Regions from separate parts of the Mus musculus genome. Here all the other regions are linked to region 2. A link is a loop called in an ENCODE intact Hi-C map of the cell type or tissue named here. Cell type or tissue: left cerebral cortex. All regions are shown on one strand. Links, peaks and the distances in the headings refer to the core of each region. The heading gives the core; the rest is flanking DNA. Region 1 holds the start of Btf3 (basic transcription factor 3). Region 2 overlaps Fcho2 (FCH domain only 2). Region 3 has its middle 14 kb from the start of Gm41033. Region 4 holds the start of Fcho2 (FCH domain only 2).

What was found. Peaks named below come from ENCODE experiments on the same cell type or tissue, not always from the same donor. Only the 100,000 strongest peaks of a DNase experiment are listed, where the experiment ranks them.
Region 1: it touches region 2 in a loop (2.3-fold over the local background); 2 of 42 quality-filtered maps call a loop at or near these places.
Region 3: a loop joins it to region 2, with 2.8 times the contacts of the local background. A loop is called at or near these places in 11 of 42 quality-filtered maps.
Region 4: it touches region 2 in a loop (6-fold over the local background); 4 of 42 quality-filtered maps call a loop at or near these places.

Annotation. Positions count from the first base shown.
Region 1 is chr13:98,313,050-98,320,344 of GRCm38, forward strand. It overlaps Btf3 (basic transcription factor 3), which reads right to left and starts at 3,918. Exons shown (of 6, transcript NM_145455.3): 1 at 3,576-3,918; 2 at 3,181-3,249; 3 at 590-703; 4 at 43-244. The coding sequence starts at 3,701. It overlaps Gm9828 (predicted gene 9828), which reads left to right and starts at 4,067. Exons shown (of 4, transcript NR_137279.1): 1 at 4,067-4,560; 2 at 6,025-6,096. In left cerebral cortex, for the core only: a CTCF peak has its summit at 3,947; a DNase peak (open chromatin) is centred at 3,972; H3K4me3 peaks cover 2,246 bases; H3K27ac peaks cover 1,025 bases.
Region 2 is chr13:98,723,176-98,730,470 of GRCm38, forward strand. It overlaps Fcho2 (FCH domain only 2), which reads right to left. Exons shown (of 26, transcript NM_172591.3): 24 at 7,014-7,078; 25 at 2,886-3,050; 26 at 231-2,601. The coding sequence ends at 2,579. Among named protein-coding and RNA genes, the nearest start is that of Gm9465, 8.6 kb to the left of the region's middle. In left cerebral cortex, for the core only: a CTCF peak has its summit at 3,470 (motif pointing right); a DNase peak (open chromatin) is centred at 3,503; H3K27ac peaks cover 187 bases.
Region 3 is chr13:98,584,957-98,592,251 of GRCm38, forward strand. No RefSeq gene overlaps it. Among named protein-coding and RNA genes, the nearest start is that of Gm41033, 14 kb to the left of the region's middle. In left cerebral cortex, for the core only: CTCF peaks have their summits at 2,777 (motif pointing left) and 4,170 (motif pointing left); DNase peaks (open chromatin) are centred at 1,728, 2,066, 2,377, 2,741 and 1 more place; H3K4me3 peaks cover 802 bases; H3K27ac peaks cover 1,893 bases.
Region 4 is chr13:98,810,113-98,817,407 of GRCm38, forward strand. It overlaps Fcho2 (FCH domain only 2), which reads right to left and starts at 5,337. Exons shown (of 26, transcript NM_172591.3): 1 at 4,964-5,337. The coding sequence starts at 4,996. Gm34995 (a long non-coding RNA gene) reads left to right here and starts at 5,869. Exons shown (of 3, transcript XR_382806.4): 1 at 5,869-5,957. It also overlaps the pseudogene Gm18134. In left cerebral cortex, for the core only: a CTCF peak has its summit at 5,173 (motif pointing left); DNase peaks (open chromatin) are centred at 3,646, 4,012, 4,531 and 5,237; H3K4me3 peaks cover 2,612 bases; H3K27ac peaks cover 2,292 bases.

The sequences.
Region 1 (7,295 bases), core at 1,110-6,109, 410 kb before region 2:
TGCTAAGTAACCAGCAAGTACAGTGACTCTAAGGATACTCACATTGTTTGGGCAGAGCTTCAGCCAGTCTCCTTAAACTAGTCAGGCTGTCTGCACCAAGCTGGTTGAGGATGCTGGGAAGCATTTCTGTCAGCTGCTTTGTCTCAGCGTGGCCTGTAATGGTGAAGGTGTTTGCTGCCAGGGATGCCTGAACTTTAGGGTTGTTAAAATGGATCACTGTTCCTTGGTTTGTAAACATGTTCACCTATAAAGAAAATAATTGTTGTAAGTAACGAATACCAAAGATTCCTTTAAAATTAATGTTTTTATTAAACAAAAACTGGATTCTGGCTACGTGGTGCAGTTCTTTCCTCCCCTCTGAAGCACGGATGACAACTTCCCTGGAATGTATAAAGGAACAGCTTTCTGGCTTCACAATATCCTTGATCATTTGTTTAGTTAATAGGGCAGGAACACCTCCCAAGACATTCAAACATCTAAACATCTAATGGGGCATGGGGCATGAACTACAATGCTAACAGCAGAGCCACGACAATTACTTAATACATGACCATTAAACTTTGCAGTCACACCACGTTTTGGCACGTACCTCTTCAATACCAGAGATGTTGTTCACCCCTAACTTCTTTAAGGAGAACTGCAGTTTCTTATCGTCTGCTGTGGCCGTTCTGTGAACCACCTTCTTCTTCCTACGAGCAGTTCCCTATGGGAGCAAGAGGGGAAACGACACATTGACACAGCAGCAGATCTTCTCCAATTCTTTTCAGACCTTTGCTTCCGTATAAGACAGTTAATCAGATGTAACAAGGTGGCACACTCTGATGGATCTCTGAATATGAAGTCAGCCTGGCTAACCTTACTGAGTTCTAGGCAAACCAGAGCAAAACAACTGAGACCTGGTTTCAAGTAAAAACAAATACATAATAAAGACTAACGGTAGTTATCAAACCCACAAACTAAGAAGTTCAAAAGACAGGCTAAGATGGAAGTAAGGAATGACATAGGAATTCTTCATAAGCACCAGTTTGCCACGTGCAAAAAAGTCTTTCACAAGCCCTGACATTTTAAGTCTTTTTAGGCCATGTTTCAACCTAAGCTAAGCCTCATCTTTACCTCTTGTTTTCAAAGAAAAATCAATAGCTTAATATTCACAGATGAGACAGTATACAAACAACTCATGAATCTGTATACAAATATCTATTATAGCCAAGAGTAGAAAGTTCTTAACCCACAGAGCTCTCGTAAGTCAACTAGACCTTTCTCAACTCTCTCCCTCTTCCCTGCATTGCTCACCCCCCTCCCCAGCAAATTTCTTCTCCCCTCGAAAAGGGCTCTTCTCAATCACTCAACAAAAGGACTTCACAAACATCTCCATTTTTTCTAGATTTTATTGTTAGTCATATTTTAAAATCCTATCAAGTCATCGTCCAATCTGTCTTTCCTCAACTCTGCACTAAATGCATGACATGCTATGTTACTTCCAACTTTATGTAGACTATAAACAAACTTTTACAACAATAAGAACCAGGAAAATTTTAGATTATAAAATACAGACTACCACTTATAGATCTCACACATTTCACAAATGTAGAACTTAAAAGATTGTCAGTTTTTCCATTAGACACTGAAAAGGGTCTTGAATAATATTCACCTAACAGCATGTGAATCTTACACTACTTTTCTCTAAGGCTACATTCACTCATTCTATAAGTAAAGTTTCTTAAAAGGTACAGAAAAAATGTTCCCATATTATAACTGGAAACATTGTCTTAGCTTAACAAAGACTAGATACAAAGTATCCCTATGAGACTGACTTGGAAGGCTTTCATTTTCCATGTATTGATGATGCTAAAACATAAAACCCAGTAATTAAAGAGGAACAACCTTGCACACAAGCACATCACTCCAGAAACTAAAAAGAAAGAAAACAAGCCCAGCTTTTTCCTAGCACCTGAAGGCTTCTGCCTTAAAATTAAAAGGTCGAGAAGCATCTAAGGTTAATGTCCTGAGTGCAAACTGAAGACTACAATTGCCAGCAAAGGCAAACAGGATGCTTACTGCTGGTGCCAACTCTCCTAACTTATGTTATGTTACGTTCCACATTTCCTTATCTCTCAGAAGACTACTGAAGATTTACCTTCAGTAAAAGTTAAAGTTAGAACAATTTAATAGGTAATAAACTTGTACTATGGAAGCTCCACAGGTTTCTCGGAGACTCCATGCTTCAACCTGTTAAACACCAGGAATGTGCTAACTCGATACTTGAAACTAAGGAGCTCTTCATCTGGAGTGGACCCAGCACCAACACCAAGTTCAATTCTTTCAGAGCAGAATCCACTTGGAGAAACCAACCTGCCAACACATTTGCATTCTCTCACTGTAGCATAATTACAAAGGTTGAGGAACAAAAGACATGTGCTAAGGTAGGATTTCCCAACCTAACACTGTTCACGAATTTAAATAGGAAGGTATCCTCAAATACCCTAAAAAAGACAATTAGTCTGTTGAGCATTTAGTTCAGAAAGCAATGCAGAAGAGCAGAAGATCTTCATAATAATAATAATAATAATAAAATTACCTAATCATTAAGTAGAACAGGAAAAGCCAATACTTTCAGTTAACTTACTTTTAAAAAAAATGGGGTGGGAATGCAGTTTGGGAGTTGAGAGGTCCTCTAGCATGTACCAAAACATGTGTTGGATCTCAGGACAACTCAAAGGTAACAAAATAACCACCCCCAACATTGTACAAGTCAAGGGTACACGGTACACAAAGATTTGGCAGAGAACATACTTTCCCCCCCATTCATAAAATCCAGTAACATTTGTTTATATGCGCCATAATCCTGAACCTCTTGCAAGCAAGGCACCGTTTTTAAGTGCTATTTTCTTCTCTACTCGATGACCGACCTCACCCCTACTATCTATCTATCTATCTATCTCCTCCTTGTCTCTTAGTATTGGTCTCATTTCCCTTGGATTTGCTAGCTTTGCGAAATGTCCCCTGCCAAGCAAAGTGACAAAAAAAACCCAAAAAACCAACCAACCAAACCAAAAACAACAACAACAACAACAAAAAAAACAAAAAACAAAAAACCCAACAACGTGAGAAATGCAAACGGAACTTTGGAAGAGAGAGAGGAGAGAAAAAGAAAGGAGGAAAAAAAAAAAAGAAACTTACTTTCCCACCAATGCGCACTTGTGCCTGCAGTTTGGCGAGTTTCTCCTGGTTCATGATTGTTTCTTTCATCTACAAAGAGAGAGGAAAAAAAAAAATCCTCAGCCAAGAACAAGAACGGCCGGGCCCCCCCTCCAGCATTCCACGCTCGTTATTTCCCGCTACACTCGCAGGAGAACGTCGTCCCCCTCGGGCTGAGGCCTGGATCCCCAATTCACCCCTCCAGGCTCGCCGGGGCGCACAGGGCCCCTCGCCCCTCCCCCGCCCGGCCCGGCCCGGCCTCGGGCTCAGCCCCACGGCGACCGAGCATCCCCCGCTCCCCGCCGCCCTGCCCGGCCTGGGCCGAGGCCTCGCCACGGCCTGCCCGGCCCGGCCACTCTCCGCAGGCCTCGCGGTACCTGAGACTCCCGTCCTCGGCTTCCGCCGAGAGGGAGAGAGGGCGTCGCTTCGGCCCCGGGCCAGCCGCCCCTGGCTCGCCCTCGCCCCCGAGAGTCCGCCTGGGTGGGAGCGCCCGTCCGTCGCATCGCTTTCCTCAGCTCCGTCCGTCCCCTCCCTGCCTCGCTCCTGCCGGGAAACGCCCGCCCCACCCCCAACTCCCGGTCTCCTCCCACGCCGGCGTCCACGGCCTTTTTTCTGTACCTTGTCGGAGTGGAAATGGCGCCGCGCGGGGAACTAAGGTTCACGCTCAGGGGGTCTCGGGCAGACCAGCTGAGAGAAGGCGCACACACGCGGGGACGCAAGATGGCAGCTAGAGGGAGGCCGGAAGTAACGCGACGCCACTTCCTCCAGAATTCAGGAAGCGGAGTTGGCGTCGCCGCGCATGCGCAGCCGGGGGCCGGTCCGCGGCTGTTTCTTTCCTTTCGTCCAGCGGCGGGCCGGGAGCAGCACCGGAGAGCTGGGACCCGCGGTCGCCGTCCGCGGTCCTGGGAAAGGCCGCGGATAGATCGGACAGTGAGGCTCCCTGTAGAGCTGTGGTTAAATCAGTCTGCCCTGTGGCCACCCCGTAGGGCGTCCAGCTTTGTCCAGTAGGCTGCAGTGTCTGCTCAATGCCGGGTGTAAATAAAAAACTATCGAAATCAGCCAGGCTAATGTTGCTTTCCAAAATTAAGTGACTTGGGTGATGTAGAAATCGCGACTCAGAATGTCTAGAAAGCATGTTCGGAATGCTTTCCAGATCTCCACCCTTCAGCAATTCGGTTTATTCAAGGTTGAAACAGGGTAACAAGATTTGTAACCTCTTAACCCTTCTACACCTCTACCATCGACTCCCTGATCTCGAATCGTCATGGATTCGACCATGAAGCATTCACGATGGAGCAAACTTTACCTTGAATTCTTCCAAGATGAATTTGAGCCTGCGTGCTTGGGGGTAAAAACGTGGCTGTGAGTTAAAGTTTGCCGAACTCCAGCACGAATTGTGGTTGTCGTTTTTTTGTTTTTTTGTTTTTGTTTTTTGTTGTTGTTGCATAATTTGATGGTTGTTTTAAAAAGTGTCTCGATAAGTAATCCTGGCTAGTCTGAAGCACACAGCTATTCTCCGGCCTCAGAGCCCCTCTGTCCAATGCTGGGATTATAGTCGTCTAGCACCATTCCCAGACAAATTTTAAGATAACCTTAGAAAATCCCTATATGAAGATTAAAAAACGAAAAAGAAAAAGAGGTTAAGTGAAAATTCTGTGTGCTTAAGCCTTTTTCCAATCTTAGCTACGAAATGTTTTTGAATATTCCAAAGAGAAAGTTGTGTTAGAATTTTTAGAGAATACAATTTATCCAGAAAAGTTGCCGAAATGAATACTCTAGCTAAAATCAATTTTTTTTCCCCTTGGAAACCTTTTTACACAAGAGTTTCTTGCAACAGCGATGAGTCATTTAAAAAATCGGGAGAGACAACTACGTTGCTATGTAGAAAATTGTAACAAGTTCTTTTTCTTGAAACAACAACAATGTTTCTTTTATCCGAACAAGTAAGTTTGTCTCAGAAAACCATGCTTGTTGTCTACCCTATGAAGTACCTAACCATTCTCCAAATAACTGAGATGAGGCAACAGAATTCAGTGCTACAGAAAATATATAAAACATGACTGTGTTACATATGATGGATAAAAGGTAAAACTAGTTCTTTTTGTTTTTGTTTTTTTTTTTTTTTTTTTTTTGTTGTTGTTTTTCCAGACAGGGTTTCTCTGTATAGCCCTGGCTGTCCTGGAACTCACTCTTTAGACCAGGCTGGCCTCGAACTCAGAAATCCCCCTGCCTCTGCCTCCCAAGTGCTGGGATTAAAGGCATGCACCACCACGCCCGGCTAACTAGTTCTTTTTAAAGAAATGTTTATCTGTAGAATATTTTACTCTTCATATTACACTGAAAGTATGTGAAACTTCCTAATCATGATATTTTCTGAATTTTTACATAAAACTCTACAATATGTAACTGATACCTGTCTCATCTTTTAGGCCTATATTCAAGAAATATGACTTAGTTTCTTTTCCCCTATTCTGTCATGGTATAGAAGACTTGTATGATTTTGAAAATCACCAAACTGTAAGGAAGACGATGTTTATTTTGACCCTTGCTGCACCAGGACTTCAGATTTTGCTAATATTTATATACCAGCCTTTTAAAAAACAATCGAAGGACTTTGTTATTGTTTTACTTTTCCTCTAGAAGTTACCATTTGCGGTCTGTCTTCAGGACTACCATTTCCCACTTGCTCCGGCTGTCTACAGCAAGTGTAAAGGCTTGCCTCCCACCCTTTACTGCTCATATAGAACAATGCAAGAGCTGCTTACTTAGCATTGTCAACAGAATTCGAGAAAAAAAAAAAACATGATTGCTCTCCTTGATTCATAGGACATGTCTAAACAAAATATATGGTCATTTTCATCTCTGACTGGAACTTGAATTGGCTTCAGCAAGAACCAGGTATTTACTTGACATCAGGTTGCTTCTTCTTCTTTTTTTTGAGACAGGGTTTCTCTGTATAGCCTGGCTGTCCTGGAACTCACTCTGTAGACCAGGCTGGCCTCGAACTCAGAAATCCACCTGCCTCTGCCTCCTGAGTGCTGGGATTAAAGGCATGTGCTACCACTGCCCAGCTCAGGCTTAATTCTTAAGGGGAATTATGACCCACAAGAAGTTTTGAGAAATGACTGAAGATGAATGTGCGTGTGTGCATGTGTGTGTGTGTGTGTGTGTAAAGGACAGAAGACAATTATTGGGAATTGAATTACTTTCACTATGGGTCCCACAGATTGAGCTGAGGTCATAAGGTGATGTGACAAGGGCATTTCTCCTGAGGCATCTCTCAGGCAGGTTCCTGTGCTAGTTGTCAGAGAACCACAATGGGCATACCATCCATTAAACTTCTTTGTGTTCTCCTTCCAGTATCTGTCTCTCCCACGTGGATATCTATACGTTAGCTTGCCAAGTCTCGGAAAATCTTGCTTTTTACATCTCTTTCACCTTTTTGCCACAGAAATATTGTTTTTTTCTTGTTTTTGTTTGTTTTTTTTCCTCTCTCCAAATTCTCCATTTGTTGACAGGTAGTGTATAGTAGGACCATCTTGGACCCACCAGTGATATAAATAATGGCACGTAGGCTTTTCAATATTTTAAAAGTTAAATTTTAAAATACTAAAAAAAAATTAGTATGTTAAAGCTTAGGCCTTTTGCTGGGCAGTCTCCCAACTCCTCTAAACCTGACTGGATTGGCTCTACCTCTGCTTCACTCTGGTCAACCCACTGACCCCTGCCTCTAGTGAATCTCCCTCCTCTCTCTCTCTCTCTCTCTCTCTCTCTCTCTCTCTCTCTGCTGGGAAGTTCTGCCTTACACTTCCTACCCAGCTATTGGCTGTCAGATTTTTTTTTTAGATTTCTTTATTTCATGTATGTGAGTACATGGTCACTAGCTTTGGACAGACCAGAAGAAGGCATCAGATCTCATGACAGATGGTAGTGAGCCACCATGTGGTTGCTGGGACTTGAACTCAGGACCTCTGGAAGAGCAGTCATTGCTCTTAACCACTGAGCCATCTCTCCAGCCCTAGCTGTCAGATCTTTATTACAGCCAGTCAGATACAATTCTAGATTACCTTAGGCAGATGAGGAAGAACAATATTTAA
Region 2 (7,295 bases), core at 849-5,848:
AGCCTTCAATGTGAGAAGCATCAGGAGCTTGGCCAGGCCCAGTGTTTATCTAGGAGATGAAAAGTTTAAGGAGAACCTGATACTAACTGGGATAAAGGGAGTGTTGACCTCAAGGCAAGACCCCAGCCAGCTAAACTTCCAACTTGTGAAAAGTCAATCTCCTTCCTCTGCTTGACTGTCCTAACATCTATCATCTATTAAAAGGGACACAAAGGCACAAAGTCAATTGCTAAATTATATATTACATGTTTATTAGGAATACAACTTTTATGTAATATTTACATGTTATGAAAAAAATCAAAAATATTTACAAAATTTTGGAAGATAGATGTGCTCTAATTACAACCCAAAGTAGTAAATAACGATCCTTAAAAGCTCACATGTGTTAAGAGTTCTGTGTTTACAAATTCTTAGTTAAAGAAGCAGCTACAAAGTTATCACTGTACACAAGCAAGAACCAGCTTGCTAGATAAGATAGTCTCCCACTGAATCTACTGGGCCTCTTTTTTTAAATTTTTTTTAACATTAGTGAATTTTTAAATGGAAAAAAGAATCACTATAAACTCATATGGCTTTAAAATTGTAACCTGTACCCAATATAAACTTGCATGTTGACACTCAGTATAAAGGCTATGGGGATTAAGAAAGTGCACAAGGTTAACCATTCCAAGCAGTTTAACATCTCAAGGTAACACCTGATTAAAAACAGACATTGCAGCAGTGTCAAACTTCAAATACTAAAGCATCAACTGCCCAATAAAAGCAGATTTAGTCAGATTTTAGTAAGTGTAATTGTAACTGGCATTTTAAAGAACATAAGAGTTAGAAATTCTAATTTTGCTAGTTAGTAAAGATCAAATTGTCTTATGTCTACCTAAGTCAAACCTAAATTTAGAATTGGAGTAACACTGACTATAAAATGCTCATTTTGTATTACATACTGTGAAAAGGAATAGATTTCTGCTGTGTTTAGTATAGCAAGACGTTATATTAATGTCTAGTAATAGGGATATTATTTTCTGTAAAGCTTAACAAAATTAACAAAATTAGTGTTTTATATAATGGTTTACCAGATATAACACAAGCTATCATTTCCATGAAAAATGAAAAAGACGTTGGTATTTATCATAAATTCCCATTTGTAAATTATGAAACTTTGTCTAAAACATATATTTCTTTTGTTAATCGGAATTTGCTAGAAAGCTACTACTCTGTATGAACAGTTCATTTTCAGAATCTCTTAATCCAATCCTTCACCACTTCACATACTTGACCTATTTTTACCATATGGGAATCTGACAACTTTCTAATTGTTAAAATAAAACAAGTGACAGTACTTCTCTCACTGCTAAAATGAATCTTTTCAAAAAATTATTTATAAAATGCTAGGAAACTTGTGTTTACAACACAATAATGTGTAAATTCTCTTTGATAAGTAGGGTCAAGGGAAATGCTAAATTACAGTTAAAATACCAGTTACCAATTTATCACCACAGTTTCAGAGCTTGTCTGCTTCACGCATTTATAATGAGGTCAATGTTGAATATCTAAAGGTAATTTTATTCCCAGTAAACATATTCCATTAGGCTGATTTGTTTTTCTAGTGGCTACGGTACATCACTAAAGAAATGAGACAGGATTTTTAAGTATAAATTATCTTTTAGTTATTTTGAATTTTCTTCTCAATTACAAGCCAAAAGTATTTTAAAAATTGCAAATATCTTTTAAATATGCTTGAGCACTGTATGAATCTGAATACAAGATCCAGAGTGAGGAGAAAGTGAGGCACATTAATTAACACAAACTAGAGAGGCACATTTCTGGTTTTTGTTATTGTTTTAAAAGGCACACATTATGTAGTCCATATAAAAATAAATTAAATCTACAGCATTAATTCATCAAAACAATCACAACTTCTATAAAGTTAATTAACGCAGAAGTAAGTTGTTCTGCAGTCCTTTGTAAGCTTATTTTAAACACATTGCACTTGAGAATCTCAAAGATCATATAAAACACCATTTACACTTTATTAATATGCTTATGAGAATAAAATTATAGGGATGGTTTTTGTTTGCATACAACTTGGACTCTGGTCTGATTTCCTTATGGCACATAACTCAATTAGATTGAGCTCTGAGTTAACATTCAAAGCCTAAAAATTCACGTTCTGTTTATATTTATTCAACATAAAACTTACGAAACTTCAAAGGTAACTCTGAGTCTAAATACTTATGGAAAGCTAAATAACTTCTGTGCTTGCTCTCCTGAAATGTTAGGCTTGTTACTACATTCTAACCTTTTTAAGAACACAGACACTGAAGATAATAGACTTCATTTTAGTGACAATTTGAATTAATGTGCTTCCAGAATATTGCATTTGATCATTTACTGTGTACAAGGTCATTTCAGTGCTATTTCTTTCAATGACACTTTGAAAGTGCAAGTTAATGTTTGTAGTCAGCTTTCAAAGAGCAAATTTGAAAGACATCATACAAGTAAAAATAGTGTTTGGAAGGAACAGGCGAGGCAGAGTGGCAGGTGCACACTATTCCCTTGAGAAAACCGCATTCGGGGTCCATCAACAATCTGCCAAGTATCGTCCTAAAAAACACCAAGCAGACCATTAATTACAATTTCAAATATACTCAAATGGCCACAATGCTTTTTGTGGTTACAGACACCGAACTCTAGTTCCAGCCTGTCACTGACAAGTCATTATAATCATATCTATGCTGATAACAGAAAACACTCTATCAAGACTGCCTCTACCTGACAACTTGTGTGTGTGTGCATGTCTGTGTAAGGTGGAGGGGGGGAATATTCCATGCTTTTAAATTATAAACTGCTAGAGCACCAGTGTTCTCCATGTTCCCACACTTACTTACCAGTGGCAAAGCGCTTCTTTACTAAGGAAAGTCTATAGCCAGTACCCACAAGCTCAATATCCACTCCTGAGAGCGTATTGCCCTCACTGAGGAATTGCACTGCCAGTGTTGTAGGTTTGCTGGGTCCTTCTGAAAGATCAAATTTTGCTCTGAGGGATCCAGAACCTGCAAAGAAAAGAAGAAAGACCTCATAATGGATAAAATACACTGCACACCAAATAAAGCTAAATGAGCATCTAAGCCAACGGTTCTCAACCTCCCTATGCTTCAACCCTTTAACATGGTGCCCTCATGTTGTGGTGACCCCCAACCATAAAGTTACCTTTGTTGCTACTGTTATAAATCATAATATAAATATCTGATATACAACCTCTAGATGGGTCTCAACCCACACATAGGTTGAGAACCACTGGTCTAAGCTAAACTTACTAAGCCAATGGTAAATTCTTAAGATGCATGTAGTAAACAAACCATTGTCCTGTTTGAAATCAAATCTTATTCAGTGAGCCGGAATTTGCACTATATAATCTTTTTTTCCCCAGTTAAATGTAGAAGCGCTGTCTGCATGTACACCTACATGCCAGAAGAGGGCATCAGATCCCTTTATAGATGGTCATGAGCCACCGTGTGGTTGCTGAGAAGTAAGCTCAGTTAACTGCTGAGCCATCTCACCAGTCCCCACTAAGAAGTCTTCATCTATCCTTTTCCTAACAGTAATGTTCAAAGATGGATACTACTTAGATAGATGCCTGTGATTCATTCATGTTAAAGTGAGTCAACAAAGATGAAGGAAGGCACAGAGGACAGCACACAGGAAACGCTGGGACTGGGGGGTCCACGTTGGGGACAGACTCAGGACAAGACAAAGTAAAGAGAAGTGAGTGCTGAATACCAGACCATGCAGTCCAGGGGGATGAAAGGGAGGGATGGGAGGACGGCATCAGCCTCACTATTCCATACTCGTCTTTACTTATTAGCACCATGCTCTCTCTCACCAACCGAGCTAAATGGATGGTCACATCTTTTTAAATTTTACTCATACAACATTACCCCTTAGGTATACTGTAAGTCTTTCTTTCAGATATAGTCATTTGTTCAATGCATCCTGTAGGAGGTGGTTCTGATGTTTTCATCAAGAATCTGTTCATTGATCAATAAAGATTCTAGCAGCCAATGAGCTGGGCACACACGCAAGTTTTCCACTGGCAGGCTAGCAGACACAGGAGAGAGGACTAGAGAGTCACCATGCTTTGGAGGGAAAACAGACACCAGCCATGTGAGATCTGCAGTGGAATGGCCATTGGCTGCTTCCCTGACTGGGCCTGCGGTAGCAGGAAGGAGTTTAGGAAGGCAACTAAGGGCAGATTTAAGGTGCTGAGCTGGGAGTGAAAGGAAGGGTGCGATAGCTGAGAGAAGCTTAAAAGAGCCCGGCCACTGAGCTGAAGTATATATAAAAAAGCTAGTGTGTGTGAGTGTGTGTGTGTGTGTGTGTGTGTGTGTGTGTGTGTGTGTGTCCCAAGGATCCAAGGGAACCTGGCAGGGCAGGTAGTGCGGTCCACGTGGAGCGTAAGGCAAGGTAGTAGGAACTACACACTATAGTATCCCATTCTGATTACAGTACAAGTAGGCACTCAGTGACACTAATGAATCTGATAAATGGTGTCTGAAAACACACGTTTCTACTGAACATTATATACCGCTGGGCATGCCGGGGTGCACTTTAGGCAGAACAAGGCACCGGGATGGAGAGAAACCTGTGAGAACAGACTTAAGAGAACCACACCTATACCACAGTATCTGGAGAACAGGACAAAGTGGGGAACACTTGCAGATGAGACTAGAATAGTAGCGAGGACCAGGCCACAATCAAAAGTTATGACATAACAAAGGTAACACCCAAGGGAAGACAATCTCAGACTAATGTCCTAGAAGAGAGGGGAGGCGATAGATGCAAAGTAAGGAGACCAACTGCAAGGCAATACAACATTTTATCAAGGCTCTAGGTGACAGGAAAGAGGGTCTGCAGTAGGGCCAAGGCAAAGAACACACTATTTAAAAGGAAAGAAAGGAGAAGTCTAGAAGGGTTTCTAACCTCATTTAACTTGGGTTAGGAAAAGGTTTCTCAACCAGAGTGCCATGATCCCATTGAGAGTCAAACAACTTCTCACAGGGGTCGACTATCAGACACCCTGTGTATCAGATATTTACATTATGATTCATAACAGTAGAAAAATTACAGTTATGAAGTAGCAATGAAAATAATTTTATGGTTGGGGGTCATTACAACATGAAGAAATGTATTAAAAGGTCTCAGCATTAGGAAGGTTGTTCGGGGAAGTAGACAGACTTGCTCAGTAGCAGCAGTAAGACATTTTAATCCCCCTATATAAAGTTCAACACCACAGAGAACTAGGGAATAAAGTATTGTAACTGGTCTGCCCTCCACTCTCATGCCTGGTGATGCACATCACAGTGCAGAATGTTTAACCATTATCCACAAGGCTCTGCAAGTCGTACACTTGATCAATAACTTAGCTTTGTAAAGCCGCGCGGCCAGCGCCTTCGAGGAGCAGCCCCACCCCCACCCCCACCCCCCTTAAGCTTTACAACTGTCTCCTGCTCCTGTCCTGGGCACTGAGATAAAAGAGAAACTTTGTTACAGGGTTTGAATCTAGGTCTTTCTTTGTAAAGGTTTAACTGACAACATCAAAATCACATATATAAAATTCTCCCATTTCCTCACATAGGACTTTTTTATACCTGAATAACAGTAGGAAAAGTACTAAATACGTGAAGAGAATACATGAATCTTGTTTTTGAGAGAACAAATTCCTTTTCTGGTGTATTTACAATTATCACATGCCTTTTAAATAGAGGAACAAGACATTCTCTTTTCCTTGCTGGTTGGCTGTAAGCCTAATACACAGGATTTCTGATTTACTTTCAGTCTAAGTTAAAAATTTCAGTGTGGTTTACAAAAAATTCTATGGTAGGAGAGAAGTCACTGAAGCTACTGACTAAAATGCTACCTGTAAGTACTGAACAACAGAAGGAACTTCAGACCAGCTTGGTTATCTCTCTAGAGCAAATCTGATCCTGCATAAGAGATATAAATAAAGAGACAATCCAGAGTTGCTGATGGTCCTTTGTATAGAAATACTAAAGAAGAAAAACCACTGATATTCTCAAAATATTCAAAATGAAAAAGCTGAACAAAACTGGAAGAGCTAAAGCAGTTGCTCAGTAAGAAGAATGAGTGGAGGCTAACTAAGAAGATGGGCTCTCTCTTACTAAGAGAGACCAGGATTACCTCATTATAGGGAGCTGGTTGTCATGGAAACTGTACACTAGTTTTAAAGATACAATCTGAGAGGAGATACTGGAGTGATAACTAGCCATATGGTGAACACAGACAGATGCAGTCAGTAGGAGACAATAAACTTGTTTCTCCTTAAAACTGCCACACAGCACTGAAGATTAATGTTAACTCCAAAGGAATGAACAGAAAGGCTCCCTCAGCAAGACAGACAGACAGACAAGCATTCTGTCAAAGTCATGTTTCTATGTAACTGCAGAGGGGAAAGCAAAGGCACCCCACTATCAGAATAAGCTCAATCACTTGCAATTATCTGAGCTATCTATGGGGAGAGTTCTGTTCTGTTCTGTTTTTTTAATTCTATTACTAAGCATTTCTCTTATGTAACTAGAAGCATTTATCTTGCAGTTATACAATTATGTTATTTTTCTTACAGAGAAGAATAAAAACTGATCTGAATCTCTGCTTGTACATTCTTATGTAGGGTATTAACTTCCACCTAGTGGTCAGTTCTAGAATTGAAACATGAAAATCCAAGAGGAAACTTTCCAGTGAATAAGCCTTAAAAAAAAAAGAAAAGAAAATCAAAAACAAGAACAAAAACCGAAGGCAAGATAAGATGTCTCAGCAATGCCTTACCAAGCCTCAAAACCTGAGTTCCATCCTCAGGACCCACAAAGTGGAAGAAAGAGGACTGACTACTGCAAGCTGTCCTGTGATCACACCTGCATGCACTCATACACATAATAAGTAAAGGTAGAAAAAACGGCCGGGGGCGGGGCAGCAGAGTCACAGAGGGAACACACCCTTACCTCCACTGTCTGATTTCTCCGAAATCCCAGATAATTTCCAAAAAGCTTTCATTTGCTCTGCATTCCTGTAATAAGAACAAGTATCTTCAAATTCAGTCTCTTATGTATCTAATACATGAATGGACACTCAATAAATGCACCTCAAATATTTTTATTGTAAAAACTATAGTATCTGTTCGGAAAAGGATGTAGAACTCTCTCCTCCTTCTCCAGTGCCATGCCTACCTGGAGGGCTGCCTTGATGATATGGACTGAACCTCTGAACCTGTAAGCCAGCCCTAA
Region 3 (7,295 bases), core at 1,274-6,273, 140 kb before region 2:
AGTTTTATACACTGGACCTTAAATAGGAAACAACAGATTGCTGCCATCATCACCTCGTGCGAGCTTACGCTGCTTAACCATTCTTACAAACGGCTCTCGTGAAACAGAAGGTAATTTGGTGAGTGTTTCTCGTTAGAGAAGAGAGCCTGGAAGAATGTGCCCGTCTTTCTTCCTCTTTCCTTTAAAAATACTTTGCCTTTCACTGGAAAAGCACGCACTCCCCGGAGTGAAAAGCAACCCTTATACAGCACACATAGAGTTTGAGCCACACAAGTCAGACACATAACATGACCAGCCACGCTTTTGATATATCTCCCTGCCTAATCACTAACTTAAAATGCCATATAAGAATTTGTAATCCGCCATAAATTACTTCACAGGAATAATTTAAGAGGTCTGCTGACTAATGTGAAACATGCCAGTCGGCCAGCAGTTGGCCACCAAACATTGGAGGGGAAAGAATCCCAGATATAAGTTAACATAAATTATAGTGACTGTAAATCTGTAATGATCAAGCGGTGGTTAGAGATTATTGCATTTAGAAGATAGGTACAAACCTATTAACCACTGCAACATCTGTCCAGCGTGCGTACCAAGAAAATTGGATCTTTTAAAATTGGATCTCCCCTCCTTGCCTCACCGTACCACGTTTCAAAGTGCATTGTGCTAGTAACAGTCCATTGAGCACAGAAAATAGAGAGGAAATTATATTTGAATTATGGCAGGCTACCAGAGCTCAACTTTTATAATGGAAACTCCCCAGCAAGAACTCAGTCTGGGCTTCGAGTCTCCATTCACAGCGGCAGCTAAGACAGAGTTGGCTGGGCAGGGTCAGAAACCAGAGAGGGACGTCCAGCCCCTTAAACAGAGACTTTGCTCAGGTAGGTATCCACCATGAGATGGATTTGCTGTGGTTATTGTTGTGTTTAAAGAGTTCCTACAAAGTACAGGGAAAGTTACAGATCGGTTTGAGGAGATTAATCCCCTTTTCAAATCTTCATCTTTTCCTTCAAGATGTCTCTCCAAAGAAAGACAATTACGTCAAAGAAGGTCCGGGCCTCATTCTGCACAGTGCCTTTTAAAAAACATTCTGGGGGCCTGGTAGACAACATGTAAGCTGTAGACAGCAGCGCTTCCACAAGCCCGGCCCCTCACATCTGCACACCAGCTTCTCGGGAACAGAACGGAGACATATGCATTTTAACATATTCCAATAGCAGCATCTTGGGGGAGTGGGGGTGGGGATGTACCTTTTACCATATATGGTCATCATGCAATTCTCTCCAAGAACTCAGTGCAGATATTTATATAATAATATTACCATTCCTTACCCCCACCTCCAGGCTGGCAGAGGTTGAAGGAAACACTTTTGGAGGTCTCTACCACAACTGTATGAATGGTGTTGATTGGTTCTGATTTTTTTTTTTTTGAGCATGGATCAGACTATCAGCTTGTGAGGTATGTCAGAGTATTTTTTAAAATCTTTCTAAAAATATGAATGGATATAACAATTTGAAGTTATTACACACTAAACATTTTATTGGAGCCTGGGGATTCTTGGGTGAGCTTGCTCATTTTCTTTGGAGAATCCCAGTCCCCACTCAAATTCCAGGCACAGAAAGGAAGCCCTGGGGAATGAAGTGGCTTCTGGATGGCATGTCATCAGTCACTTAGGAGCTGCTCTGCTGATTATGAAGGTGGAGAAACGCAGTCAGTGGGAAGAAGCGAAGGAGTGGGCTTGCATTCCAAAGGAGAGACAATGTTTATGTAGCCCTGATGTCTGTCTCGGGAGTAGAATCGATGTAATTAAGCAAATAGAAGTGAGTTCATTTTAGTGTAGTGGCCATTTAAAAAAACAAAAAACAAAAAAAAACACATACAGCAAGGATGAAAATGTAGCCAAATAAGAAGCTAGAGTATTATAAAATCGGATGCCAGGTGAAGGCTGAGATTCCAATTCTGCTCTATTCTTAGTTTTTGGGTCTTTCCTCGTCAGAGCTCCTCTCCTACCTCATAGTTACCATGGAGATCAAGCAAAGAACGGTTATGAAACGTCTCCGAAAACGTTAACCACCACAGCGACACCAGCACATTCAGTTCTCACGAACTTTGTAGGACCAACAGCATTCTCACTTGACTGCCAATGTAAGGGTGCTCTCTCACCAGGGCTCTGGACTAAAGTTCTCTGTAATCCCCTTCCCTGTCCCCACAGGAGGCCTCTATGTCCAGTATGATCTTCAGGAGCAGAGTGGGTATTGCCCTGCGAATCAACCGCTGCCTGGTGGCCTCCAACACATGCTAAAAACAAAGCTCTTCTCAACACCTCCCGAATCAGAATAGTCTCTTGGAGACTAGAGAAGGAAGCAGTGTTGCACGGCTGGTCCTCTTCCTATTGGGCTATTCTCTCCTTCATACTGTATTTCAAGTCTATTCACACACCTAGGTGTCGTTGTAGCTCCGCCCCCGTGGGAGGGGAGAGCCTAAAATGTTAATTATCTGGAACGGTAGCTTGCACTTCACATTCTGGATCCCGGGATGGGATTTAAGCCTATTTAGATTTTCTGTGAATTCTTTGAGGTTAATGCAACTTCTGAATGTGACTAGTAATCTCTAATTATTTGCAGAGATGGTAAATGTGAGACCAGATTAAATCCACTGATAATCCCCAAATCTCATTTTAGCCAACAGCGCGGCTCTTTTCCCACCAACCCTGGAACAGTCAACTCAGAACCGCAGCTTTTTTTCTTTCTCCTGCCTACCCTCTGCTGGAGATGCAAGCAAATCGCCCGAATTTCCAAGGGGTGGAGGTAGAAAGCCAGCAGAAGAGCGAGTGGAAAATCCGACCGCCTGGGCCACTGCCCTGCTGGAGAACTAGACACTGAGTAACCGAAGATCCTGACATAAAAGGAGCAAACCACTGGCGCAGATATTAGGAGCCCTGGGCCACAGTGTCATGAAGGAGCCTCGCTGTCCCTCGTTTGCATGCTGGTACACTGAGATCATTGCTCTCTGTCAGGTTGGACTAGCTTCCTCCTGGAAGGGGTGGGAGAGAGTGGAGCCTGAAGCCGAGGCCGGCTGGGGGGGGGGGCGGGGGGCTGTAGCCCCAGACAAGCCGAGCTCTGGGAGGGGCCCACCTGCTCCCTTCCACTGAGACACAACATCAGATAGCTAGGCCCAGAGGAGGAAAGCAGGCTTTCTTTGGTTTTGCTGTTAAGGCTTTTAAAATCATATTCTTACTCGATTGCTTATTAGCATCAGAATAGTTCCCTAGTCTCTTTGAGCCAGGTCTGTTTTGAAAAAAACAATAAAATTTTACATTATCATTTTTATATATCTTATTAGATATTCCAAAATAATTATCACCAAGGAAACAAAGCACTGCAAATATTTTTAAAGCCAAGAGTTTTCTTTTTCCTTAAAAGAGAAAACTGGAAAATATTTTTAATCAAAGAATTAAATGTCCGCTCAAAAGCACACAAATATCCCACTGAACTTTGATCAGTCTGTTTTTAAATCTATGTTGACCCTGCTGAGCCAGAACCATTGTTTAGCTCCAGTTCCAAGGATTCAGAACGCATTCGAATCCGGGAGAAGAAAAAGGGACAAAGCTTGGCAAAGAGAGGAGAACCGGTTGAACGGTATCTTCTTGGGGCGAGGTGACAGAAACCTGTGGAAACTGGTAGCTGAGGGAGCCAATGTGAATCATATATCAAAAGCTGGCTCCTGAGTCACAAAAGTCTAATGGGCTAATTTCAGCAACTCTGCACTCCGCGTATGCAAATATATAGTGGGGTTGGGGTGGCGGGTGGAAGGGTAACAGTGGTCTCCAGTTTCGGGGCAGGGAGGTTTCAGAGGCAGAAGGGAAGGCGGGAAGAAATGGACACCTTTCTTCCCAGGATGAAATGTCCGTGTGAGGGATGAAGGGACCTCCCGGCTCAGAGAGCCAGGAGCTCCCTGGCGACCACTTGCAGGACTCCCGGTTTCGAGTCGCCGCGCCAGCAGAACCCAGGGATTCGGACCAGTCGCAGAGCGGCGGCGTCGGTGCGGACCCAGCTGCGTCTCTTCACTGTCCTCCCGGGACTCCTGGGGGCCCCCGCCGCCTCCTGGCTGCCAGCTCTGTCCCTGCTCCGCGCCTCTGCGCCACCAGGAGCTGGGTTGACCTGCGGCCTCGAGCCTCTTTCCTGCCCCCTCGTGGCCATTCAGGGAAAACCGCGTGGGTCTCTCGGTCACTTAGGACCAGCGCTGCCGCCGCCGCAGACCCGATGGGAGACACTTGAGTTAGTGCAGGGGGGGCAGGGGCCGGGGGGGCACCGAGCAGAAAAACTGTCGATTGGGTGACGCCGAGGTACGGAGACCCTGTGGGCTCTGACAGGAGAAAGGTCCTCCAGAGCTGGCCATCTAAGGCAGTTGACCAAGGACCTGGCTGGCTTTCTGGGCAGTCACGTGATTACGGTGGAAGGACAGCGGATCTACAGTATGGAGTTAGGAGATGGACAAGGGCATAGTTTCGTCCCAGGTGAACCAGCCTGGCTGCCCTTTGGCAGGGCCAGGCACAAGAATGTGTTTCAGGTTACTGCCTATAAAGGACTTCCGCATCTGGTCGAGTGTGGGTGCGTGGCCTTTCTGGATTTCAGCTGCCAAAAAAATATACTATCCTCCGTTTGTCAAACAAGGTGAAAATCGAATGTGCTTGAAGAGGGTAGGCTTCCTGACTTTTGCTGCGCCCCTGACGAATATGGCTTGGGAAACCAAGAGCAGATGGAGACTCATTTCCCTGTGGTCATCCAGGTTTCTGCTGGTTCAGGATCTCGTGACAGATGAAAAATTATTCGTGGTGCTGGTAAACGTTCCTCCCTAGAAACTCCAAGTGGGCTTGACTCACTCGCTGGCTGGCTGGCTGGCTTATGTTTTATGGACGTTCTCTTGAGGGCTTTGAAGTTATTTGTCTTCAAATCTGTTTCTCAGCTTCCCAGCTCCTGAATAAATTACCCACCCCCTCTGCTTCCACACCCACAGCTTCTCCCCCACTGTGAACAGGGAAGTTGTGGGCTTTGGTTGGTTTGTTTGTTTGTTTGTTTGTTTGTTTGTTTGTTTTTGAAGACATCTTAGAACAAGAGCAGTTGGGCTTAATCCGTCTGTTGTCAGCCCTGGGAAATCTGTTTTTGTGTGGTTGGCTGAAAAGCTTGATGAAGATGAGGGGAGTTGGACCCTTGGACTTGATTCTGGTCACGGGCTTATCCCTGGGTCACAGGGTCACAATTTGCCTGAGTCTGGTTGCCTTGTGGGGCCAAGTCATGGGTGCTCATTTATAGATCGTGTTAAATACTCACACTGCGAACATCTCCATGCTTGTTTAAGGATTGCCATTCGCCAGAAGTTGGTGCTAATTGATGCCAGGCAGTTCTGCTGCAAAGACTGCAGGCTTAGATGTGTTGTGCTCTTCGTGGAAAAGAGGGAATGATCAGCAACAGCATTGGGTGGACGAGCCATGAACAACTTCCTGTTGTCCAGGAAGCTCTGTAAGGAGGTTGTTGGGCTTGTGAGAAAAGGTGGGGCTCTGATCACTTGTTCATTTTGATGCCTAACAGGGGATGCTTCTCTCTCTCTCTCTCTCTCTCTCTCTCTCTCTCTCTCTCTCTCTCTCTCTCTCTCTCTCTCTCTTTCTTTCTTTCCGTTTTTAGAATTATTTCTTTATGAGTACACTGTAGCTGTCTTCAGACACACCAGAAGAGGGCATCAGATCTCATTACAGATGGTCCTGAGCCACCATGTGGTTGCTGGGAATTGAACTCAGGACCTCTGGAAGAGCAGCCAGTGCTCTTAACCGCTGAGCCACCTCTCCAGCCCCTGGTGCTTTCCTTTCTATCCTCCACAATCCCATTGCCTCCCCCATCCATGCAATGTGTTGAGGAGGTTACTAAGAGCCCCCCAGGGAATCCCAGAGCAGCCACTTCTGGGGTCCTGATTTATCACACTTTCATGATTTACCTCCCCAGGGTCTTGAGCTGGAAAAAGATTCTCTGATTCTCCAGCTGGACCTTCCCAAACAAGGGTAAGGACCCTGTCCCCCCCCCCCCATCCTTAAAGTTCTACTAAAACAACAACATCCGTGACAACAAAAATAAAACAAACAAAAAATTAAAATAAACAAAAGAAAGACATCTGGTATGTTTACAAAGCACACATTTCTTACGCTAAAATAATTAAAGCCTGTCACAGGCTGGGCTGGTCCTGCCTGTAGCTGGACTCCACATCACAGCTCGGAAAGAGGAAAGATTTACCACTGGGCTCTCGAGTCTTCTTTGGGGGAAGTTCCTGCTTGGCTAGACTTCCATTTCTTTATGTCTCTCATTCTAAGGACTCTGAGCTATACTTTGGTTTTCCCGTACAGAAAAGCCTTTGCCAGACCAGCTTCTGGGTTCCTACCTGGGCCTCTGGACAGTCCTATGCTGTCCCCAGCAACACCCAGGAAGGTTCACAGTCTCATCTCTTACTCTGTATAGTTCAGAGCAGATCTGGGAGGTTGGGTCCCATCCTCCCAGAAGCCCCTCCCCCCTCTGTATTTACCCCTCCCTTCTTCCCTCCTCTGCCTCCACACCAAAACACTGCTGAAACCACCTGTTTTGTGTTGTGAAAGCCTGGAACACCCCATCCTCCACTCGCACAGACCTCCCACTGAGTTCCAGTTTCCAGTCCAAACTCCACATATGAGTTCTTGACTGGTTGGAAAAGTACAAAAAAAAGTCACATATTCCGAACTGACGTGCGTGGTAGTCTTCTCTTCCTGCTTGCTCTTGTCTCGGAGGAGGACTAGCCTCAGTCAGGTTCTAATCCCCAGGCGGTAGACTCCCCAAAGATTAAACTACCTGCAAAATTAGTCATCTCCGCAGGTTGCCACGGAGACCATCAGACCTCTCAAATGTGTTAGGCATGATTTTACAAGCGAAAACTACAACCTTGGTGTGTCAGGAGCTATAAAATCACAGCCAGAAGTAAACAGGTTCACACCTTCCTGTCTCTGTGAGGGAAATGACCAAACTCCCCAACTGGCAGTCTGTGAATCTCCTGGTGAAGTTTATTTGTTGAATATTTTCTTTCGCCCTCTATCGACATCTGTTACTGGGCAAGCAGCAGTGAGCGTCCACAGTTGGCAGCAAAAGTTGGAAGAGTGAAACCTTTAACTTCACTATACTCTCAGATAAAGTAGGCCTCCCCGGGCAGGTCCACATGCTAATAATAGAGTGGTGGCTGCTACCTTTCCTGGCAAAGAAGGCTTGCAGAGGTGTCTATGACTT
Region 4 (7,295 bases), core at 1,410-6,409, 87 kb after region 2:
TTTAAAGTTATGTAATCTGTTAAAGCGCTAACATTTGTTTTTTACATATTAAGAATACTGGTGTGGATTAACAGGAAAAAATATTTCGGCCTGACTATCAATAGCACTAAGCTTTAGGGCAGCAGACTTATCAGCAACAAAACATCTGTTCTGTAGGAAGTCGTGAGCGTGTTTTTCTTTACAGTGCAGTATTAGGAATGTTTAAGGTAGCAGTTTCACTTAGGAAAAACCATGAAGAAAAGGGAGGGTGTGCTGCTTTCACAAGAGCTTCAGCTGCGTCTCACTGAGTCACGCTTTCCTCTGTCAAATGCCACAGTAGAAAGGCCTGTCTTTAGAGACATTAAGGAGAACACCATTCATATGTTGTCTGGTTAGACTTAAACTTCAACGTTTCCTGTTACCTCACCTTGACCAGTTTTTGTTTTGTTTTGTTTTTGAACAAAATGTGTGTGTATGTAGACGTGCATCTATTTACCACGTACAATATGCTTTGAACTTTGACAAACTTTATTTTCTTAACACTGTGAAATCTGGAGGGAATAAATATTCGATTCTCTACTCTACAGAATTACTTCATAAATGACCCTGAACTACGTAAATCTGTAAGATGTTTAAGGCAGAGACGATGAGCCCTTCCTAAGCTGCTTGCTTAGTTACAGTTCCTAGCTCTCCTGCTCCTTGTTGCCTCCTGAGAGCCTTTCATGCTCTTAGAGCCCCAATTCCAGACTAGGAAATAAACCTCAACTTATTTTTAATATATTTTCCTATCTGTTCCTAATAGTAAAAACGAAGGTAAAGACTGAAACATAAATTAGATTTCAGATATTCAAATTATTCTTGTTCCTCTATTAATTCAGTCAAACAAGAGGCATGAAAAATATGTACAAAAATATCCAGAAACGTGTATTTTGAAATAGGCAAAAGCAAGGCTATTCTTAATGTTCAACTGACAGAACAACTCTGAAACAGGAAAAAAATTTAAAATTGTTAATAAACTTAAAAATATTAGCATATCGCAGGGCATGGTGGCACACGCCTTTAATCCCAGCACTCAGGAGGCAGAGGCAGGTGGATTTCTGAGTTCGAGGCCAGCCTGGTCTACAGAGTTCCAGGACAACCAGGGCTATACGGAGAAACCTTGTCTCGAAAACCAAAAAAAAAAAAAAATATATATATATATATATATATATATTAGCATATCCAAAACACGCAAAAAAAGAAAGCTTTTCTTTTGTAATTACATGTGTTTATTTATGAGATGTGTAGGGGATGTCTACCAGCCAAGGCTAACAGGGCAAGTGCAGGAGTCTTTTTCCTACTACACAAGTCCTGCGGGTCAGGCTTCCAGACACAAGTCATAACCAGCTTTGCTATCTGCACCTGGCCTAAGAACATCAATCCCTAGGCAATCTTTATAACAGTGTTCTAAGTTTCCCCTTAAGTCTAAAGTGTATGGAGTAATCCTAAAATTCATATGGAAATAAAGGGACCCCAATAGCCAAAATCTTTTTTTGAAAAAACAACAACAAAAAAACACATAGGACTTGTATACTTCCTGGCTCATTATACAAATCTGTATTAAATAGTATAGTAACTACTGACATATAATAAGGCAATGGAATAAAATTGAAAATCCAAAAATAAATTCATACATTCATGGTGAAGTGATATTTTAAAAAAGTGTCACCAAAACTCAATGAAGAAAGACCCTTTAAAAAAAAGAAACTGGGCCGGGCAGTGGTGACACATGCCTTTAATTCCAGCACTTGTGAGGCAGAGGCAGGCAGATTTCTGAGTTCGAGGCCAGCCTGGTCTACAGAGTGAGTTCCAGGACAGCCAGGGCTACACAGAGAAACCCTGTCTCAAAAAACCAAAAACCAAAAAAAAAAAAAAAAAAAAAGAAAGAAAAAGAAAAAGAAAGAAAGAAACTGGCGGGGGCTGGAGAGATTGCTCAGTAGTTAGGAGCGCCAACTAATCTTCCAAAGGTCGTGAGTTCAAATCCCAGCAACCACATGGTGGCTCACAACCATCCGTAATGAGATCTGATGCCCTCTCCTGGGCATTGTACTTACATATAATAAATAAATAAATAAATAAATAAATAAATAAATAAATAAATAAATCAAAGAAAGAAAGAGAGAGAGAGAGAGAGAGAGAGAGAAAGAAAAGAAAAGAAAAGAAAAGAAAAGAAAAGAAAAGAAAAGAAAAGAAAAGAAAAGAAAAGAAAAGAAACGGGCCATGCACTTGCAAAGAAGGAAGCAGTCCCTTTCTTTGACACACAGGATTATGTTCAGATAGATGACAGAAGGAAGCAGATGAACTAAAACTGTGAAGTCTTCTAAGAAAACAGAAGTACATCAGGTTAGCTAGCACAAGCCTCAGGACAACAAAAGCAGTGGTGACAGAAGAGTGGGGAGTTGGACTTCAAGATGCTATCCAATTACAAACTGGACTTCAAAAGACGTTGTCAATAAAAAGGCAGTCTTCTGGAGGGAGACATTATCTCCACACCGTGTATCTGTGCATCTACTAAAGTCGCTTCAATGTCCATCAGGTGGTCATGGAGCTCCTCTGGTTTCCTGCTCCCTCCATGCCTGCCTAATAGGCAAGCACTATGGGTTCTGGCAGTCGTGTTACACAGAGAATTCTCTAAACAGGTACAAAACCTCATCTGATGTCTGAACAGGAGTGGAGGAGCCTTGGTGTTCAACAGAGTCTAGGACGGGTTCAGTACACCACTCAGGAGTCAAAACTGCACATTCTCTTTAGACACCTTTTCCAACACACACACACATCTAATGTCATCTAATCTTTTTCAAATTTAATGTTTATGTGTATATAAGGTAGTATTCAGTGAATACTTGAAAAACACACAAATCTTTCACTCTTATCAACAAGTGCTCAGTTAAATACAACTGCAAGTAGGTTCTTTTAAGTTACTGAAAACAAATTTTCTTGTAGTTTTCTTTTCTTAATACAAGTGCATGTTTTATTTTACCTGTTACTTTTAGTAAATAAAGTTTGTATGTTGCAGGGAGGGAAGGAGGGAGGGAAGGTATACCGGTATATGTATCTAAAGGTCTGGCATGGTGTGCCTGGGAAGCAGAAGCAGGCAATCTGAGTTAAAAACAACCTGGTCTACACAGTGTGCTCCAGGACAGCCAGGGCTATGTAAATAGACCCTATCTCAAAAAAAAAAAAAAAAAAAAAAAAGTTAGGGCTAATAGAAATGACACACACCGGTATTCCCAGCAGTCTGTAGGCAGAGACAGGAGGATCAGAAGGCCAGGAAACTGCCTTTAAATAAGTGTGAGGGCACAAGGTTTGGGAGGATTATTCAGACTATGAAAAGGATTCAATAACAAAAAGGCAATAAAAATAATCAAATTTTAAAACTGACAATGGGTCTACAGTTTTCCAAAGAAAAATACTTAAAATGGGGAAAAAAATGTTTGACACCATTAGCCACAGAAAAATGCAAATCAAGAGCACAAGCTGCTACTTCATGTCCACCTCATAGTAACAAAAGATAGCAAGTGTTAGTGAGTGTACATCTACTCTGAGACACTGCAGAGCACGGTGCAATGCTGTAGCCACTCTGAGGAACAGTCTAGCAGTTGACTGAAAGAGTACTCCATCTGCTTCTTGGCCCTTTGGCTAACCATGTGCAAATATAGAGTTAAACACGTGATCCAGTAAATTCCATTCTACAAAGAAAAACACATGCTCTGACACACTTGTATAAAGTGTTCATTGCAATATTACTCATAATAAAAGAGACGTTGCGATGGGTACCAAATATCCATCACCAATGAATAGATAAGTAAAAAAGGGAATGGAATATTATTTGATCATAAAAAGGAATGAAATAGTAATATGTATTATCTCGTGGATTACCTTTGAAAATACTATGGTAAGTGAAATAGTCATCAGAGAGCCGGGTCCAGAAAGGACGGAACTGTAGAAGCAGATCGGTTGCCTAGGGACCGAGACAAGGGGCAAACTGGGAATGACTCCTAACCGGTAAGGGATTTTTTCTGAGGTTATGAAATTGTTCTAAAATTGACTGTGGTGATGTTTGCAAAAAAACAATGAGGAACTCTTCACAGTATACACTTTAAGTGCATGCATAAAACCGCTCTTTAAAAACACCACCGAGTACAGATGATTGCGAAAAGCGAATTAACATTCAAAACAAATAACCATGAACTGATTGTATTCAAGCCCGTGCTTGAGACTGAATTAAGAATCTCAGCTAGCAGTAGCTGGCATGACTGAAAGCTGACTCCTTTCAACACCTTACCTAAATGAAAGTGGTGCCGTATTTGCAACTGTCGGGCCACGAAAACCCAAGTTCGGCCAAGATACCTGAGTAAACACGTAACTTTCCTGTTCATGGCAGAAGCGTACTTGCCACGATCGGCTAACAGCAACTGCACGAAATCACACGGCGAGGAGACTAGAGGGGTGTGGGGAGCCCGAGGAAGGTCCACGAAACCCAACTTCCACGGGCTTTGTGAGCAGGCCTGAAGGCAAAGTCCTGGGCGCAGCCCCCACCAGCCCAGCCGCGCGGCCAAGAGGAAGTGCCGAGCCCGCTCGGCCCTGCACGGACTCTGCGTGGGGTCCCGGGCCTGCGCCGCGGGAAGCCGACCAGCCGGGTGCCCGGCTCCCCGCGCCGGACGCCGCGCACGCACGCCCCGTCGGCGCTTTGTCCCCGCCCGGCGCCGCCGGCCCTCTGGAGTCCCCGCCGAGACTCCCGGGCCGCGCTGCCAGCCCGGGCGCCGCGCGCAGTGGCCAACCCGGAGGAGGCGGGTGGCCGGAGAGCCGTGGCCCGCGGGAGCTCGGCCGGGCAACCCCGGGGCCGTGGACTCTCGCTCGGCCGCCCGAGGAGCCGCCGCCCGCCGCGCACGCAGGCCGCGGGGAGAAACCGAAGCCCGCGGCGTCCCCAACACCCTCCGCTCACCCAGAAATTCTCCACGAAATGCGCCATGACCATCTTGCCGCCGCCGCCGCCGCCGCCGCCGCCGCGCCGGGTTCCGCGTCCGCACCCGCCCGCCGCTGTGTAAACACGGACCGGCCCCTACGGCGCCCCCGCCTCTCGCCGCCGCCGCCTTCTTCCCAGAGACCGCCCGCGCCCTCTAGGGCGCATGCGCCACCTAGCGGCAGGCGCGGCCGCCGCCACCACGGGGCGAGAGCCTGACTGTCGCTCCCGAGTGCGCGTGCGCGCAGCCTGTCCGGGTCCGAGCGTTCGCAAGGAATGGTACAGAGCTTAGTCTGCGCGAGCCTCCGGGGCTGGCGGGAGTCGAGCTACCCGCAGGCCCGGGGGGCGGAGCTAATAGGGCCACGCCCCCTCGCGTCCAGCGTCCTGGCCTTCTAGGATCTCCAGCAGTCCCAGGTCCTGGCAGACTGGGACTAAGGAAACTTGGCAGCCGGCCACCCCAAGGAGACTGGGAAACCTTTGGTCAACAGGGAGCCTCTCCTTGACTGGGAAGTAAGATCCAAAACAAAACTGTCCAAGGCCGGAAAGGGAGGGAACGCCCAGTGTCGCCTGCAAGACTCAGGCAGTGCAGTCGGTCACAAGGGAGCCAGCCGGCCTGGACCGCCTGCCGAGAGCAGGCGTGACCCGAAACGCGACTCTTCCAGGCCTGTTCACAAAGCCCATGGTGGTAATCTTACCAGTTTGTACACCCAGGAGGAAAGGACACAAGTTTTAACATGCTTCGGCCTGATGGGGAAAAGAAATCCCTCGCCATGCCTTTCTTTCCAAAAGTTTAAAAAACTTTAGAGGTCCCAAGTTCATTAAGCTAAGTCAAAGATCTGCAAGTTGGAAGTCAAGCTCCAGAGATGATTTAGTGTAGTTTTAACTACAGTATGAACACCGCACGTCCTAAGATCGTTTTCAAACATGGACAATGTAGCACTTTCTTCAAAGGAAATTATTTGCCTCCCCAAACGATGTATGTAAACACTTTTCATGTATCTTTTATATAGTCGATAGCAAAAGATAACCAGACAAAGGTTGTGCCTTTATAAGAATATCTTTCAGAAATATTCACGTAAAGCTAAGACATCTAGCATCTGCTCAGGAGTATTTGGTGGAAGCAGGGCAGAAGACTAGGGTATAGGAGGAACAAGATTGGCCATACAAGTAGTTGAATGATGGAAAGATGCTATTTCCATATACTATTTTAAAAGGTCTATGTGTATGAGTGATTTGCCTGCATGTTAGGTATGAATTCCATGTGTGTGCCTAGTGCCCAATAAGACCAGAAGAGCGTGTGGGATCCTCTGAAACTGAAGATACAGAAAGTTGTGAATCACCATGTGGACTTTGGAATTGAATCAGGGTCCTCTCCAAGAGCATTAATACTCATAACCACTGAGCAATCTCTCCTTTGTTTGTTTGTTTTTGTTTTTCTTGTATATGTTAACTCTTCCATTTAAAATAAATATTTGCTTTTGTTTTGTAAACCATCAGCCCAGTTATGCTATCCTTGGTGCTTAAGATAGAAGAAAATTCTAACAAAAGGAGTAAGAAAGCTCACCCTGCAAAAGCGGCTGGTACTGGATTCCTAATATCACCAGGCTTAGTGCGAGAGAGGATCCCCGAGTTTCCTTTTTTTACTGAGACCCGCCAACATGGGCCGAGTTCACACCAAGACTGTGAAGAAGGCGGCCCAGGTCATCATCGAGAAGTACTACACACACCTGGGTAATGGCTTCCACAGTAACAAGCGCCTGTGGGAGGAGACCTCCATTATCCCCAGCTAGAAACTTCGGAACAAGATAGCTGGCTATGTGACCCATCTGATGAAGTAGATTCAGAGAGGTCCTATGAGAGGCATCTCTATCAAGCTGCAGAGCGAGAGAGAGAGAGAGAGAGAGAGAGAGAGAGAGAGAGGGAGAGGGAGAGGGAGAGGGAGAGGGAGAGGGAGAGGGAGAGGGAGAGGGAGAGGGAGAGGGAGAGGGAGAGGGAGAGAGAGAGAGAGAGAGGAGAATTATGTTCCTGAGGTCTCAGCCCTAGATCAAGAGATCACTGAGGTGGATCCTGACACCAAGGAGATGCCGAAGCTTCTGGACTTGGCAGTCTCTCTAACCTTCAGGTCACTCAGCCTACAGTTGCGATGAATTTCAAACACCAATTGGAGCTGTTGTAATAAACCTGAAAACAAAACAAAACAAAACAAAACAAACAAAAAAAAAGAAAGAAAGGATCCTGAAATTCTAGGCGTTAAATGACCATATCTCTGTGTGTGTCTATCTCTCTGTCTGTCTGTCTCTCTCTCTCTTACACA